2 separate regions of the Mus musculus genome follow, and region 1 is linked to region 2. A link is a loop called in an ENCODE intact Hi-C map of the cell type or tissue named here. Cell type or tissue: gastrocnemius. All regions are shown on one strand.

Evidence for each region. A loop is a pair of places that touch in the nucleus more often than their neighbours do. Peaks named below come from ENCODE experiments on the same cell type or tissue, not always from the same donor. Only the 100,000 strongest peaks of a DNase experiment are listed, where the experiment ranks them.
Region 1: it touches region 2 in a loop (2.3-fold over the local background); 8 of 42 quality-filtered maps call a loop at or near these places.

What each region holds. Positions count from the first base shown.
Region 1 is chr11:79,798,995-79,806,994 of GRCm38, forward strand. No RefSeq gene overlaps it. Among named protein-coding and RNA genes, the nearest start is that of 9130204K15Rik, 6.3 kb to the left of the region's middle. In gastrocnemius, no CTCF peak of the experiment used is centred here; DNase peaks (open chromatin) are centred at 3,802, 4,208 and 7,383; H3K4me3 peaks cover 637 bases; H3K27ac peaks cover 3,919 bases.
Region 2 is chr11:79,916,894-79,924,893 of GRCm38, forward strand. No RefSeq gene overlaps it. Among named protein-coding and RNA genes, the nearest start is that of Gm24454, 27 kb to the left of the region's middle. In gastrocnemius, a CTCF peak has its summit at 3,205 (motif pointing left); DNase peaks (open chromatin) are centred at 3,205, 3,717 and 4,001; H3K4me3 peaks cover 649 bases; H3K27ac peaks cover 2,541 bases.

The DNA.
Region 1 (8,000 bases), 120 kb before region 2:
AGTTGGCCATCCAGAAACCGCGTAGTGGGAGAAGAAACTAATTCCCGCAAGTCGTGAGTTGGATCCCAGACATTGGACAGTTGGAGATTGACTTTTGCTTTTGATTGTGACTGTGCCCTGATATTTTCCCTCTTGAAGGAAGAAACTGTTTTAGTGGAGCCCACAGTTAAGAGACTTTTAATTGTAAAAAGACTTTGGATTTTAAAAAAGATGGATATTGTAAAGAGATTGAAATTTTAAGAATATGTAAAGGCTGTGGGACTTTTAAAGTTATTTAGATCCTCTGACCTGCATACATGCAGCATGACATGTAGATGCCTGCCCCAAACCAAGGGAACTTTAAAAAAAATCTTTAAGTGAGGTTGGACAATATTACTAGATGCAAAACATACATGTTAAAGACTACTCACCCTGGTGTATCCTGCGACCAAAAATGTAGAGAAGTATTCTTTAAAATATCATTTACAAAAAAAAAAAATAGTGTCTTGTGGCCTAATTCTAAATCTCTATAGAGAGACATTTAAGGACTAAAACGGGAGCTGGGGAGATGGCTCAGTGGGTAAAGGCACTTGCTGCTGAGTCTGACTACCTGAGTTCCTGGAGCCTACATGCACCAACCATCCTCAGTGAAGTTATCTGCAATGGGTATGCTGAACTCCATGGTGGAAGGAGAGAGTTGGCTGCTCCTCTGACTTTCACACAGGATCCTGGGAGATGCGTATGTGGGTGCAGTCCTCTTCCCAACCCCCGAGAACATAAAGGGTTCTCAAACTTCTAGGGTAAGACAATAAACCAGTTAAGAATGAACAGCAAACACAGGCTAGGCAGAGTGGCCCATGCCTATAATGCCAGCACTCTGGAAGCTGAGGCAGGAGGACCACAAGCTTGAGGTCAGCATGCTACATAGTGTATAGGGACACTTTGTCCTAAAACAAAACCATGGGGGAGATGAGGAGGTGGGAGTGGTTTGAACAGGTTTGTACAGGTTTGAACAGACATTTCACCAGGAAGAATGAATGGAAATACACACCTGAAAATAAACTCAGTGTCACTATGGAGAAGTTGGCATGCGTGCCCTGGGGAGGGGCTGCTAACTAAAATGGGAATGGGGTATTCCCGCTACTGGCTATGCCTGCCATCTTTACCGGAGTATTGGTTTCATGGATAAACGCATATGTCAAAAAACACTGAATAGCAAGCTTCAAATCTGTGCTATATGCTGTAAGCCAATCATGCCTCATTAAAGCCATTTTTTTTTTTTTTACAAAGATTCCAGTCAAAACAGAAACCTACCATGTTTGTGGGCTGGCAAACTCAACAGCTCCCTCAGTTTGATTTATAGACTGAAGGCTGGAGAATTCGGTTGGCAAAACAGAAAGTTACTATAAGTCTGCAGTGTGCTGTGTTCTCAGGGCCTGACCAGCGAGCAACCAAGAAGCAGCGGTCCAAAAGTAATCATGCTTTAATGAACACCTGGTATATGACAGAGACGGGTCCAAGGCAGGGGGCAAGGGCAGGCTCTGTGATAAACAGTGGTGGGACAGGCAAGCCTTTGTGCAGGAAGGCGACAGCTGGAACCCTGCCTCCCTCACGCCTTAGACAGATCAATTCCAGGGTCTGGAAAGGAACTCAGTGGTAGACCGCGTGCTTAGCATGCTCTAGGTTCAGTCCCCAGCACCAAAACTAACCAAGTAAAAGCAAGACAACAGTAACCGATCTCAGGGAGAGTAAGAGCTTAAATGTCAGAGGCTACGCTTTCGGTAGGTAATATAGAGTGTCCTCGAGATGTCCAGGTATAGAAATAATCCATGGAGACATAAAAGTGCATTAACAGAACATTGAGTTCAACTATGTAGAGAGAATATCGTGTATTGTATGGATGCACCACTTGTCAATCAAAAAGCCCAAGGCCTGTGGCTCAGACAGGAAATAGAGGCAGGGCATCTGGGGCAGAGAAAGGATTCTAGGATAGAGCCAGGTGCAAGGAGATTCACTGGAAAGGTGTGACAAGATGGATGCGTGGTATCTGAGCACAGGTAACCAGCAACGTGGCAGAATGTAGGCTAAAATCAATGGGATATTCTAAGTTAGATTCAGTCAGAGAAGAGCCTAGCTATACGGCCAAGGTATTTGTAAATATATTTTAGTCTGAGTCTTATTTTTGGGAGCATGGGGTGGGAGATAAAACACATGCTGTGCAGTCAGGAGGACAGAAGTTTGAGTCCCCAGAGCCCACATAAAGAGGCAGCATGGCCACACACAGGTCTGTAACCCCAGCACTAATCAGTGGTGTTGCTGAGGACAACTAGCATTTACTGGCCACCAGCCTTACTCTAGGTTCCACGAGAGACTCTTGCTCAAAGGAACAAGGCAGTGAGGGATAGAGTAGGTCACTTGATGTCCTCCTCTGGCCTCTGTACACATGCGTGTTCATATACATGTCAAATAAAACTAAAAACATTTTAAAGAAATGGAAGCTGGGCATAAGGGCACACACCTTTAATCCCAGCACTTGGGAGGCAGAGGCAGGCACAGAGAGTTTACACAGAGGTTTGCATAGAGTGTTCCAGGATAGCCAAGGCCACATAGAGAGACTCTGTCTCAATAACAAGGAAAATCATGGAACGCAGAGCTGGGAGGATCGTTATAAGCACTTGTTGCGCTGGCTGAGGACCCGGGTCTGATTCTAAGGAGTCAACCATCTATAACTCCAACTCCAGGGCGTCCAACACTTTCTTGTGGCCTCTATAGGCACCAGGCATGTCATGGTATATATACATACATGTAGACAAAACTATATACTCATGATAAGATTATAATTTTTAAAAATCTTAAGTGTTCTTAAAAGATGACATGTTATACATGAGAAAAATTAGCACCAGCAATTCTATTCAATAACACAGATAAGGCTCATGAACATAATTTGAATCAAACAATGACTGTAAATAATGCATTTATTATATTTGAATTTCTTTTTAAATGTGTGCATGAGCTGGGCATGGTGGCAAGCACGTAATTAGCACTTGGGAGGCTGAGGCAGGAGGATCACAAGTTAGAGGCCAGACTGAGCTGTACAGTGAGCTCTGTCCAAACAAACAAACAAACAAACAACAACAACAAAACAATGTGTGCCTCTCTCTGACTCTCTGCATACTGGGAAGACTTCTGATAGCCCAAGCTGTCTGACATACTCCCACCAACCAGATCATCTGCTGCATCTTGGGATGCCCCGGTGAGCCCGTGCCTCTGTCTCAGCTACTCACTCTCCCCTATTCCCATGACCTCACTGGGACCAGCCTTCCAGGGCAAACCCAGTGCTACCCTCCCAAGTGTGGCTTCCTCCGCGCCCGAGCATTATCCGAGCCCCAGCTGACACCCAGAGCTTACTTAGGGCTCCTCTCTTGTCCATTTGGAATTCAATTCCCAGTGCTGGTTACCTGCTTGGGCCTTCACCTTGCTTATAGCATCCCCAGCCCCACTAGGCCTGACACATGTACTGGAGGCACATAATAGTTAAGAGTAACTAACAATAATAAAATACAGTTCCTCTAAGAAGCCAGCGGCATGAAGTTTGGGAGAGACAGCTGTTAGGGACACATGTGTGATTCTGTTTGAAACTCACGACAGAAATAGCCTAGCAGAGGCAAACTTTGCATCTAGATACTTGGATGCTGGGAAGGGTCAGACACGTGCAGAATGACGAGCTAGTGCAGAACACGCATGGCATGTGGGGCCGTGTAAACACATGGAGGACCAGGTCAGAGAAGGACCCTCGGGACCTGTCCCCAAACCACCCCAGGGAGAGGCATCGCCTCACAAAACCAACAAGGATAATGGGATGGGGTGCCGGGGAGGCAGATGAAAACTCACAGAGGTAGCCAAGGAGTGAGGCCTCCTCCCCGCCTCCCTCAAGCCTGAGGCTGCATCTTTAAGCATCCGTTTGCCGCAGCAAGCCCGCCGCAGACCATAAATATTTTTCTATTGACTTTTGTTTTAGTCTTTAACAGTATCCTATGAACGATTTCAATAAACAGTGAGAGGCAGAGAAGGGGAGAAATCAGAGCACCAAATAAATCTTTGACATGTGAAAATGAGCTCCCGCCTTCTCTGCCTGGGGCTGCAATGAGGAACAGAGACACTGACAATCCGCAGTGCACAAACCAGGCATGGATGTGGCCACTGGGACTCTGCCAGCATCTCCAGCTGAGTGGAAAGGGAAGGAAGCTTCCAAGAGGAGGGAGCAAGGCCAGCTGGAGGGAGAAGGAGAGAGAGGGATGAGGCTCAGCCAGTCTGAGGCTATGGCCTTAGAGGCCCTCCGTCCTCCCTTGCTGGGATGTGATACTTGAACAGGCTGAGGCCTTGACTGTTGCCTTCTGCTTTCCCCAGTCCCTAGCTGCTCATCCTGACCCGTGGTTTCTATGCCTGTAGTTCGTAGATAAAAGTAATGTTGGCCATACAGGGCTGAGATCGGCATTGAATGAGATCATCCATGGGCAGCTGGGAATATGGTCCACCTGGTGGAGTGCTTGCCTTGCTTGCAGAAAGTCTTGGGGTTTAACACCCAGCCCTGCATAAAACTTAGCTTGGTTGGTGTACAGCTGTAATCCCAGCGCCTGGGAGACACAGGCAAGAGGATCAGAAGTTCAAGGCTACATAGCAACTTTGAGGCCAGCCTGGGCTACATGAGACTCTCTCTCTCTCTCTCTCTCTCTCTCTCTCTCTCTCTCTCTCACCACAGACACACATACAGAGCAGGGTGATTATTCACATAAAGTCACTTGACACAGGTTTGCAAAATCTCAAACCTTGAATGATTTTATAAGCAGGGCTTTTGGAGAGTCTGCAAATTGCTCACCCCACAAAGATACCAAATAACTCTACCTCTCTATAAAGACTTATTCCCTTCCAATTCCTTTCATCAGATGCCCACTTTCCACTCTCCCAAAGTAAATCAAATTCTAGGAAAGAGGTTGTCATAGTTATGAACTTGAGTGACACTATTTATTGTGTACAATGGTCCTCAAATGCTGGAGATTGTCAGCCCAGCTCCTGGGAGGCAGATGCATCCTGAAAACAAAGCACACGTGGCTGGAACAGGGCTCAGAGACAGACCTGATTCTCACTGCCTCTGGAGCCTTCAACAGGATACCTAGCCTTTTGGAGCTTCCTGTTGCGCATTCCTAAAGTGGGTGTGGCTACACCACCATCACTATTATTGGGAAAGGCAAACAAGACACAAGATGAAGACTGAAGCAGGTACAGCTTAGCCATGAAGAACAAAGAGAGAGAGAGAGACCTCAAAGAACCAGGCCTTGGATTAACAGGACTCTCAGCTGGGTCTAACACATAGGCATTTAAAGGTAATGATACTTTTAAAGAATCCTACAGTTCTGAAGCACTCTTTTTTTTTTCATCATACTGTACCCCAGGCTGGCACAAAGCCACTTACATAGCCCAGGCTGGTTTACATACACTGTGTAGCTGAACTTGTGGCAGCCTTTCAGAGGTGCTGGGATTGCAGGTCCGAGTCACTCTGCCCCATTCTCCTAAGGACTTGTGCATGCAGGGCATCACGGAAGCTTCTGAGACTCAGACAGGTCATGAGACTTGCTTCAGGTCACAGTGTAAGTGGTAGTGGCAATGCAGGGCAGACACTAGCCTTGATTGTCATATTCTCCTCTCTCTGTCCCTCACTCATCTCAGAGGCTGGGGCTTTATAGGCAACTCCAGGGGGAGTCCAGATCCCTGGCTTCCACAGGAATCTGTACTCACATGTATGTGCTTGTAATGTGCACACGCAAAGACACTAAAAATAAATAAATATTAAAACAAACCAATGTTGCGCTACCACATAGGCCATCCAGCAGGTATACCATAAAAGCTTCCTTGATTGCAGCTTACCCCTCAGGCAGCCAGGGTGGACACTCCAATCCGCTCTCATTTGTCAGCGACAGTCACAACAACCGAAATGTCTTAGTTAGGGTTTTATTGCTATGAAGAGACACCATGACCAATGCAACTCTTCTGAGGGCAACATTTAACTGGGGCTGGCTTACAGTTTCAGAGGTTCAGTCTGTTATCACGGCAGGAAGCATGGCAGTGTCCAGGCAGGCGTGGTGCTGAAGGAGCTGAGGGTTCTACATCTTGATCCTCAGGCCGCAGAAGAGGACTGTTCACTGAGTCAGCCAGGAGTGGGAGCAGGGGGTCGGGTCTCATCTGAACTGGGTGGAGCATTGGAGGAGACCTCAAAGCCCGCCTACACAGTGACACACTTCCTCCAACAAGGCCACACCTCCTAACAATGCTACTTCCCATGGGCCAAGCGTATTCAAACCGCCACAAGAAGGTCAGAGGTTTTGTAAAGGGAACTTGTTCTCACTGTTCAGCTGTCCAGAAACCAGTTGGCATGAGTCATTCATTCACTCACTCACTCACTCAGTCCTTCTGCCTCCATGTAAGTACTCCATTGTGAGCACAGTCTGGAGACAGACAGACAATAGCCCCTGACTTCAACTAGGGGAGACAGATGAGGAAACACAGAAGCTACATCTTCCCTCTAGTACCAGGGAACCCCAGGCCCTTGGAGCAAAGAGGCTGGGACATGAGGGTCTTCCTGTCAGGAAGGAAAGCCTGCTGGAAGTCCTTAGCTTTTGATGTGAACAGTGTTAGCTTCCAGGTCATCACTCAGCATGGCAGCGCACGCAGATGGCTTGTGTGTCCCATGTCTAGAAAGCCATCCTGTGCTATCTGCTTCCTCACTGACAGCCTTGATGCTTCCACTGACCAGACACTGCTCATGGGCCAGGCTAAAGACCAAACTTCAACCTAGCAGGAATCGGGCTTATGACCAATGCATCTCTGCCACCAACTCTGTGTGACCTGGAGTCATGCAATACTCCTGAACTCTCGTTTCTTTCTCCCATAGTATGGGCCTAGTGCAATCAGGGAGAATGAGGCAGCTGGTGCCTGTGGCAGCCACTGTTTTTGGAACCACCAGTCTTCAACCTTTTCTGAGGCTCCGGGGGCTTTCCCACACTAGAAGTTTGAGAGATTCTCTGCAGCCAGAGGCAGCTGATGAGTTAATTCTTAAGGCTGTCTTCCCATGGGGAGTAGAGGCAGGGCAAAGGGCAGGCCTAGAGACCTCTTTTGGAAATGACAAGATCATTTAGCAATCAATTAGCTTGGTCCCCAGGCTCAGGGCCTGCACGCCTGCCTGCTAGCAGAAAGAATGCGCTTTATATACTGATTGGAAACAGATGTGCCGGTGAACAGCGCTAGCCAGGCTGGGCCTGAATTCCTGGGCACCCGGCTGCTGGCCTGGAGATGGGGATTTGTTATTACATTCTGGGCACCAGCGTGGGGAGGGAGGCCAAGGCAACCAAGCTAAGAGAGCAGGCCGCCTGGAGAACGTACCCCTCGCAGGACCCCGGGCATGGAGGAGGGAGAGATGTTGACTCTGTCAGCAGTAATCTGGGATAAAATTAGTTCAGCCAAATACAGACTATGACTTTTGACCAATGGATGCCAAATTCCAAACGTGAGACCAGAGAGGCGTGAGGAAATGAGTGAACCGGGCACTAAGCATAGAACCGAGGACCCTGGAGTCCCTGCTGCTTTGAAGCCATGCCCCATTTCCTAGGCTTCAGCTGTGTGGAAGGCGCGCCTCCAAGTCCTTTTACACAGGATCCCATTTATGAACTACAGCCATGCTGGGATTCTACTTTACGGATGAGAATATGAGAGAATGGGGGCGGGGCGGGGAGGGGACCAGAGGGGTGGAACAAGTTACTGAAAGTCACACAGCAAGTGCAGAATCCAGTTCTTGAACCTGCTTTCAAGACTCTCAGGTGAAGGGATGAATTCCACTTCTTCCTCCTCCTCCTCTCTTAAAGAATGGAATGGGAAGGCTGAGCCCCTAGACTCCAGCCCCACAGTACTCAGAGAGCTCACTACTGTCCCCAGCGGGACTCATCAGCCTTCATCAGTCAAACCCTGCCAGC
Region 2 (8,000 bases):
AAGAGAAACACCCTCTGTGAGTATCTGCTGAGAGAAGAGAGCTTGAGGGAAAGGAAGGCCGTGGGTGGCCAGAGACATGACCTTCACGAGCTCCAAGGACAGGGCTGCACAGTCCTGGGGAGCCACCAAGCTCTGCGAGCACCCTGGTGTAGTGCCACCTTCCTGAAATGGGGCTGTGACATGCTCTTACAAATGAGAAGATCATTTACCTGGTACCGCAGCCTGACCGCCTCACATAGGCAGCCTGTCCCCACACCTGCCATTCCTCCTTCTAGAAATAGCTCCAACCTGCTTCTGCTATAACCGTTACCTTCACTGAGGTCGTCATCTCTCTCACTATGGTCCCCAGCCTTAGTTTCTTCCCCAGAATCTCCCGAGAGGGAAACCCACTGTCTTAGTCGGGGTTTCTATTCCTGCACAAACATCATGACCAAGAAACAAGTTGGGGAGGAAAGGGTTTATTCGGCTTACACTTCCATACTGCTGTTCATCACCAAGGAAGCCAGGACTGGAACTCAAGCAGGTCAGGAAGCAGGAGCTGATGCAGAGGCCATGGAGGGATGTTCTTTACTGGCTTGCCTCACCTGGCTTGCTCAGCCTGCTTTCTTATAGAACCAAGACTACCAGCCCTGAGATGGTCCCACCCACAAGGGGCCTTTCCCCCTTGATCACTAATTGAGAAAATGCCTTACAGTTGGATCTCATGGAGGCATTTCCTCAACTGAAGCTCCTTTCTCTGTGATAACTCCAGCTGTGTCAAGTTGACACAAAACTAGCCAGTACAATTGACCCCTTGTCAACTTGACACACAAAAACATCACTAGTAAGCCTCAACCCTTACAATCTTATTCATCCCCATTCTAAATAACTTTAAAAGTCCCACAGTCTTTACATATGCTTAAAATTTCAATCTCTTTAAAATATCCATCTCTTTTAAAATCCAAAGTCTTTTTACAATTAAAAGTCTCTTAACTGTGGGCTCCACTAAAACAGTTTCTTCCTTCAAGAGGGAAAATATCAGGGCACAGTCACAATCAAAAGCAAAAGTCAATCTCCAACTGTCCAATGTCTGGGATCCAACTCACGATCTTCTGGGCTCCTCCAAGGGCTTGGGTCACTTCTCCAGCCAGGCCCTTTGTAGCACACGAGTCATCCTCTAGGCTCCAGATGCCTGTACTCCACTGCTGCTGCTGCTCTTGGTGGTCATCTCATGGTACTGGCATCTCCAAAACACTGCATGACCCCTTCAGTCCTGGGCCATCAATTGCAACTGAGGCTGCACTTTCACCAATGGCCTTCCATGGCCTCTCACAGTGCCAAGCCTCAGCTGCTCTGCTCAACTCCTTCATGCCTTCAAAACCAGTACCACCTGGGTGACCCTTACACATTACCAAGTCCAGCCACAGCACAAGGTACAACTTTGGCTATATCTGGAACACAGCCACTGTGCTTTCAGAAAATACTTCCCAGAAGATGTCACCTCAATGATGCTGGTCTCTTCTTAATCACCGCTAATTTCTTAGCTCCAGCTAACCAGCATCAATAGTCCCAGTAATGCAAAGTTTTTGCTTTAGTAGTTCTGGTATCTTGTTAATCACAGCTGATTCTTCAGCCCCAGCTAACCAGAACTACAGAATCTTCACAATCAAAACAGGAATGGCCCTGAAAAGAGTCTTTAATTTTCCCTCTGAAATTTCACACACCAGAGCTCCAACTTCTGCAGTGTTCTCAACATTATCTTCCAAGCTCCTACACAACATCCGACAGAGGTCTTAACAATGGATGGATCTTCAAGCCCAAAGTTCCAAAGTCCTTCCACAGTCCTCCCCAAAACATGGTCAGGTTGTCACAGGAATACCCCACTCCACTGGTACCAATTTGTCTTAGTCGGGGTTTCTATTCCTGCACAAACATCATGACCAAGAAACAAGTTGGGGAGGAAAGGGTTTATTCGGCTTACACTTCCATACTGCTGTTCATCACCAAGGAAGCCAGGACTGGAACTCAAGCAGGTCAGGAAGCAGGAGCTGATGCAGAGGCCATGGAGGGATGTTCTTTACTGGCTTGCCTCACCTGGCTTGCTCAGCCTGCTTTCTTATAGAACCAAGACTACCAGCCCTGAGATGGTCCCACCCACAAGGGGCCTTTCCCCCTTGATCACTAATTGAGAAAATGCCTTACAGTTGGATCTCATGGAGGCATTTCCTCAACTGAAGCTCCTTTCTCTGTGATAACTCCAGCTGTGTCAAGTTGACACAAAACTAGCCAGTACACCCACCCATGTCACATTCCTGCTAGAGACAGTCAAGCTGTCAGTGTAACTTCAAGATCTCCTGCTTCTTGGCTTCACCCATCACTGTGTCCCCTCCAATTCACAAGGCTTCTCACATTTAGGGGCCTTTAAACACATAGCTCCCCTGGCCTGGATGATGCCCCACAACCACCGCTTGCCTAAGTCCTCAAGGACTCGGCTTAGAGGCTGTCTGGTCCCTGGAGGGGGTCTCCTTGACCTTCCACCCTCCTAGCTCCACCTTTCTCCACAGACTCCTTGGTTCACGTGGACAACTCTATGGCATTGTGTGTGGCATTTTTCTGTGTTCCGTTAAAGCAGGCATGTCTCCTCCTCATTCGCCCTGTGTCTACAGTACACAGAGGTGTTCAAGGGCAATTGATGGAGGAGCTTAATTAAGAGCAGCAGCTCCAAGCAAGCTCAAGGCAAGTCTAGGCTAACAAAAGGCAACAACCAAACTTAATAGCAAACCCACACCAGATTCCCTTGCTTTATCTGAAATAAAATTCACCCTCGAGTTTTGCCAAATCTAAATGCTCCCCACTTTAGAAAAGTAAACACACACACACACACACCAAATTCAGAATCAGACATGAGCTATACCCTATGTCTGTAAACTTTGGCCAGCTGTCTTCACCACCCAAGCCTCAGTTTCTCTTTCTATAAAGTGGGAACTATAAATGCTACTTCCTGGGACTGGGAATGTAGCTCAGTAGGCAGAGGGCTTGCTTGGCTCGCACAGAGCCTTGGGTTCCACCCCCCACCCCACCCCCAAAAAACAGCCTGTCATAGTTAGGTTTCTATTGATGCTGAGAATTCACAGAAGTTTGTCAACAAGGATGAAGCCAATGAATAAAGTCATCTTGAACCAGCTGGAGACTGCAGAGTCAATGTGCCTCTGCTGCCACCTTCTGGACGATGGGAATAAAGCCACAGGTAGCGGCTGAGAGGGATTTCAAGGGCCGTTGCCAAACATATGGCTCTCACTTGTATCTGCCACGTTTGTTCAACAGCTAATGAAAAGTTATCAGAGCAGATTGCTTCAGAGATCAAAACTACCTCATCAGGGAAAAAGTAAAGAAAGGAAAATGAAGCACGGAACAACATTCCGAGAATGGGAGAGCACCTCCTGGGACAGCACCTCCAGAGACAGTGTCTCTCTGACATGAACGCAAGAACCAGGGAGGCAGCCCTGCGGGGGAGAAGGAAATAGCTCCTTTAGAACCTATGGGAGATGTGGCCCCAAAGGCCACCGGAAATGCAGATCCCGTTCTCCTGACCAATATAAAACAGATAGTCGTTTAGAAACAGCTTAATAGAAACTGCTGGAACCTGGGAGGCGAATATCTCCAAAGGTCATGGCTTTGCAACCAGACTTGCTAAGTCAACAAAGTGGGAGGCAGCCCAGCCGCTCCGTTAAATCCTGCAGCCCCTGGGGCTCTTCTTGGCTTGTCTTACCTACATACATTAGTGCACACTGAGCACATGTGCCTCCAAATCCATCACTGTAATTTGGATGGGGCTTCTGCTCTAGCATAAGGGCAGAATCCAAATGGACGATGGCCAGGATCATTTTTTGTTCCTCCCTATTCCAACCATCCTGTAAAAGCTGGAGCTAAGAATGCAAACTTTGAAGAATCAAGGGCAGTGTAGGACCAAGATGTTTACTTAGCCAGGGAGTTTGCTTCCCAGAGAGGCAGGCTCAGATTTCTTCCTGCAGCAGGGCTAAGCTGAGTCCAGCCAGTTGCTTCTGAGAAAGGAAAGGTCCTGGTTGGCCCAGGCGACAGGCAGTTTGGGGGAACACCACCCTTGCCAGGGAGGGTTTCCTGGAGACTGACTACCATTCTAAAGTGACACCAAACTTCATTAGAAATGGGAGGAAGAAAGACACTCTGTAGGATTCCCAACACCCAAGAAAGCCATAAATCAGAAACAAGGATGTATTAAAGTATCAAAATGGGCCATCGAGACAGCTCACAGGCTGAGGTGCCTGCACACAGGCCTGATGACTTGAGTTTAATCCTGATTCCCATAAGTTGCCTGGATCCCAGGCCAGATCACGAACTCCTGAGAATTGTTCTCTGACCTGCATGCATGTTCCACCGACAGACAGGCAGATAGACACTCGTGCACACACGCCCGCACAAATACACATACATACACACACAATTTATTAAATTAATAAAATTATATACAAAATTACCTATATAAATTGCAAATAGCCAGGACAGGTATCATAGCTCATCAGTAGAGTACACACCACCACCACCCATGATTCGTGGTACTCACTCCCTCGCACATGCCTGGAGAAGCTTCTTGGTTAAAGATAGTGTTTAAGGGCTGGAGAGATGGCTCAGCGGTTAAGAGCACTGACTGCTCTTCTGAAGGTTCTGAGTTCAAGTCCCAGCAACCACATGGTGGCTCACAACCATCCTTAATGAGATCTGATGCCCTCTTCTGGTGTGTCTGAAGACAGCTACAGTGTGCTTAGATTTAATAATGAATAAATCTTTAGACCAGAGTGAGCGGGGTCGACCAGAGTGGGCGGGGTCGACCAGAGTGGGCAACCTTCCTTCCCAGCAACCACATGAAGGCTCACAACCATCTGTACAGCTACAGTATACTCATATACATAAAATAAATAAATAAATCTTTAAAAAAAATAAAAGATAGTGTTTTAACTCCAGTTCCAAGGGCTCTGACACCTTCTTCTGGCCTCAAAGGCACCAAGCATACTTGTGCTGTGCATGCATACACACAGGCAAATACTCATACAGGTTTTTAAAATGTGAAGAAGAAGAAGAAGAAGAAGAAGAAGAAGAAGAAGAAGAAGAAGAAGAAGAAGAAGAAGAAGAAGAGAGAAAGAAGAAGAGGAAACAGGTGTAGAGGTGTAGAGGCCATCTCCGAGTCTCAGGGGACCTCTGGCTTGAGGCCAGGCTAAAGCCACATCCTACCCTGTCTAAAACAAGGATTATTTTCCTTGGGTCCTGACAGTCCTCTGCTCCCCAGTGGCCCACTGGCTTGTCCTTCTGTTTCCTCTTTTTCTGTCCCTTTATCACCTCTCTCTCCCCAGCCCTGGTTCACACTTGTGACAGAAGCTAGGCAGCAGTCACCATTGCCCTAGTCAACAGCAACAGTGGCAAAGGCACAGCTGGGGTGACCCCAGGGACTCCCCAGCCCCACCCCACGACACTATTGCGCAACTGCACTCAGCAACCCAGCAGAAGGTGTCCTTTAGTGTCCTCTTCCTTGGCCCCCTCCTCCTTAAGAGTCCCTTCTCAGTTAGGCCTGCCTGGCACCCGTGCTTACCTGGTTCTGCCCCAGCCCACCCTGGTGACCAGAGCCTTCCCATAGCCACAATTCTTCACTCCTCGATAAATAATCTCAGACTCTGAAAATGCTGAGACTTCTACTAAAAACCCAAAAATCTCCGTTTCCACCTCCAGCACCTCCTCCCTCCCTCTGCCCCTCTCCGTTTCAGACTTTTCTAATAGCTAGCACCCGGTGGCCATGATGGCTCCCTCTGTGGTAGGAAAAGCCCTGTGCCTGAAGCAGGCAGAGAAGATGTGCAGACAGCATAAGCCAAACTGAACAACATACATGTTTAAACTACACACACGTGCACACACAGACAGGGAGAGAGACAGAGAGATCTTGTGCACATTCTTCATGGGCATTTGGAAAACAATTTAAATATTCAACTGCTATGATTCTCTAAATCTTTTCTAAGGCAGATAAGAAGCCCTTGGCTTTTCATGGAGGCACAGGTGGCTTATTCTGGTGGACCACAGACTTGCCAGGGTGTGAGGGGCTGATAAGGCTACCAGACTAATGTGGGGTGTGTGTGTGTGTGTGTGTGTGTGTGTGTGTGTGTGTGTGTGTGAATGTGTGTCTCTGTTCACAGCTTACCATGTGATCCTAGAGGAGTCTGTCATTCTCAGCTTTGAAGTGAGGTAAATTAGCCACTGCCCACTCTGTATGCTAAATAAGCCTTTCCCCCTCACTAAAAACAAGCTGGATATGGTGGTGCACGCCTTTAATTCCAGCAACTTGGGAGGCTGAGATAGGTGGATCTCGATGAGTTCGAGGCCAGCCTGGTCTACATAGTGAGCTCCAGGACAGCCAGGGCTATGGAGACAGAATCTGTTTAAAAACAACAACAACAACAACAACAACAACAACTGGCTTTATATAATTAGAAGTGTTCAAAGATTAAGTAGAAAGTAGAATTTCATGCCAATTAAAGAAGATAAAATTGCTGCCTTAATTAACTTGCCACTTACTTTCTCAGCCAACAGTCCTTGAAAACTAAGTAAATGTCCCATTTTCCCATCAGTAGAAATAGCTAGCAATCACCCACAAACTCACCAGTCCCTGCTCAGCAATGCCAAATACACAGGAGCAAGACAGCTTAAATTTGTCTTTTCCAGGGTAGTCTCAGGTCTCCAGTATGTCAATCCTTAAAGTGTAATTCATGTTGGGTGCCTTTAATCCCAGCCCTAAGGAGGCAGACACAGGCAGATCTCTTCGAGTTCGAGGTCAACCTCATCTACATAGTGAGCTCAAGAACAAGCAGAACTACATAGTAAGAGCCCATTTATAATAATAATAATAATAATAATAATAATAATAATAATAATAATAACAATAATAATAATAATAATAATAGTCAATATAAAATCTCAGTGATAAAACCTTAAAGCTATTCAGGTCTATGAATTCTCTGATCACAAAACAGACCCAAGAAAGCATCCAGCATTTTGAGCAACAAGCAAGGACTTACTACCCACGAGGCCAGGTCCTTCAGAGTGGCTGATGCACTCTGTAAACTACTGACGGGTGACAAAGCCAGCAGCCTGCTTTAGCCAGGTCCCCAAAGAGCAGCCCTCACTCTCCTATTGGAAAGCACAGGGGCTGGTTAACCTCAGCCCTCACTTGTCCTATTCAAAAGTCCGAAGGCTGGTTAACCTCTGGCTCCTCCACAGAGCCCAAATCCCAGGCTCCATGGAACCTGGAAGTACAGCTAAGGGCAGAAGAGCAACTCAATGGTCTCCCTTGGGACCAGGACCCCTGCAGAAGCATGAGACTCGGGAGGCTTTTACCACCCAGGCTCAGAAAGGAACCCAGAAACTCTTGCCTCTGGAGCTGATCTAAGCCTAGGTCACTGGAATAGCTGTCACCTTCAAGCCACCCAAGATGGGTGTCCCAGTTAAGGGAAGACATGACCACCATAGACCCGTATCTCAATCCCTGTGATTTTAGTATGCACACATCCCATAATCTCTAGCAGGCCTCCTGTCCCAGGGTCTCCAAATACAGGGCTTCTTGCATTCTACTTTTTTTTTTTACCTTGGATGTATGTAAATGCACTTTATGTGTTTTTATGTATTTATGTACAGGTATGTATTGTGTGTATATGGGAGCCCATGGAGGCCAAAAGGATGTCATCAGATTGCCCCGGAACTAGAACTTAGCACGGGTGCCTCAGGTTTTACTGCAGGCAGGGAACACGATCAGGGTGAAGCAAGAATGAGACTTTAATCATCCCTATTTTGGTAACTAGTGCAGGGCCAAGACTTCTTGGAATCTGACATTATTAGCTCATATTTAAGCATAGCACAATTTTGGAAAAAAAAAAAATTTAGTTAACAATCCGGCCCTGGGAGTGCAACGAAGTCTAAGACATTTACACTGCAGCTCTTTACAAAGT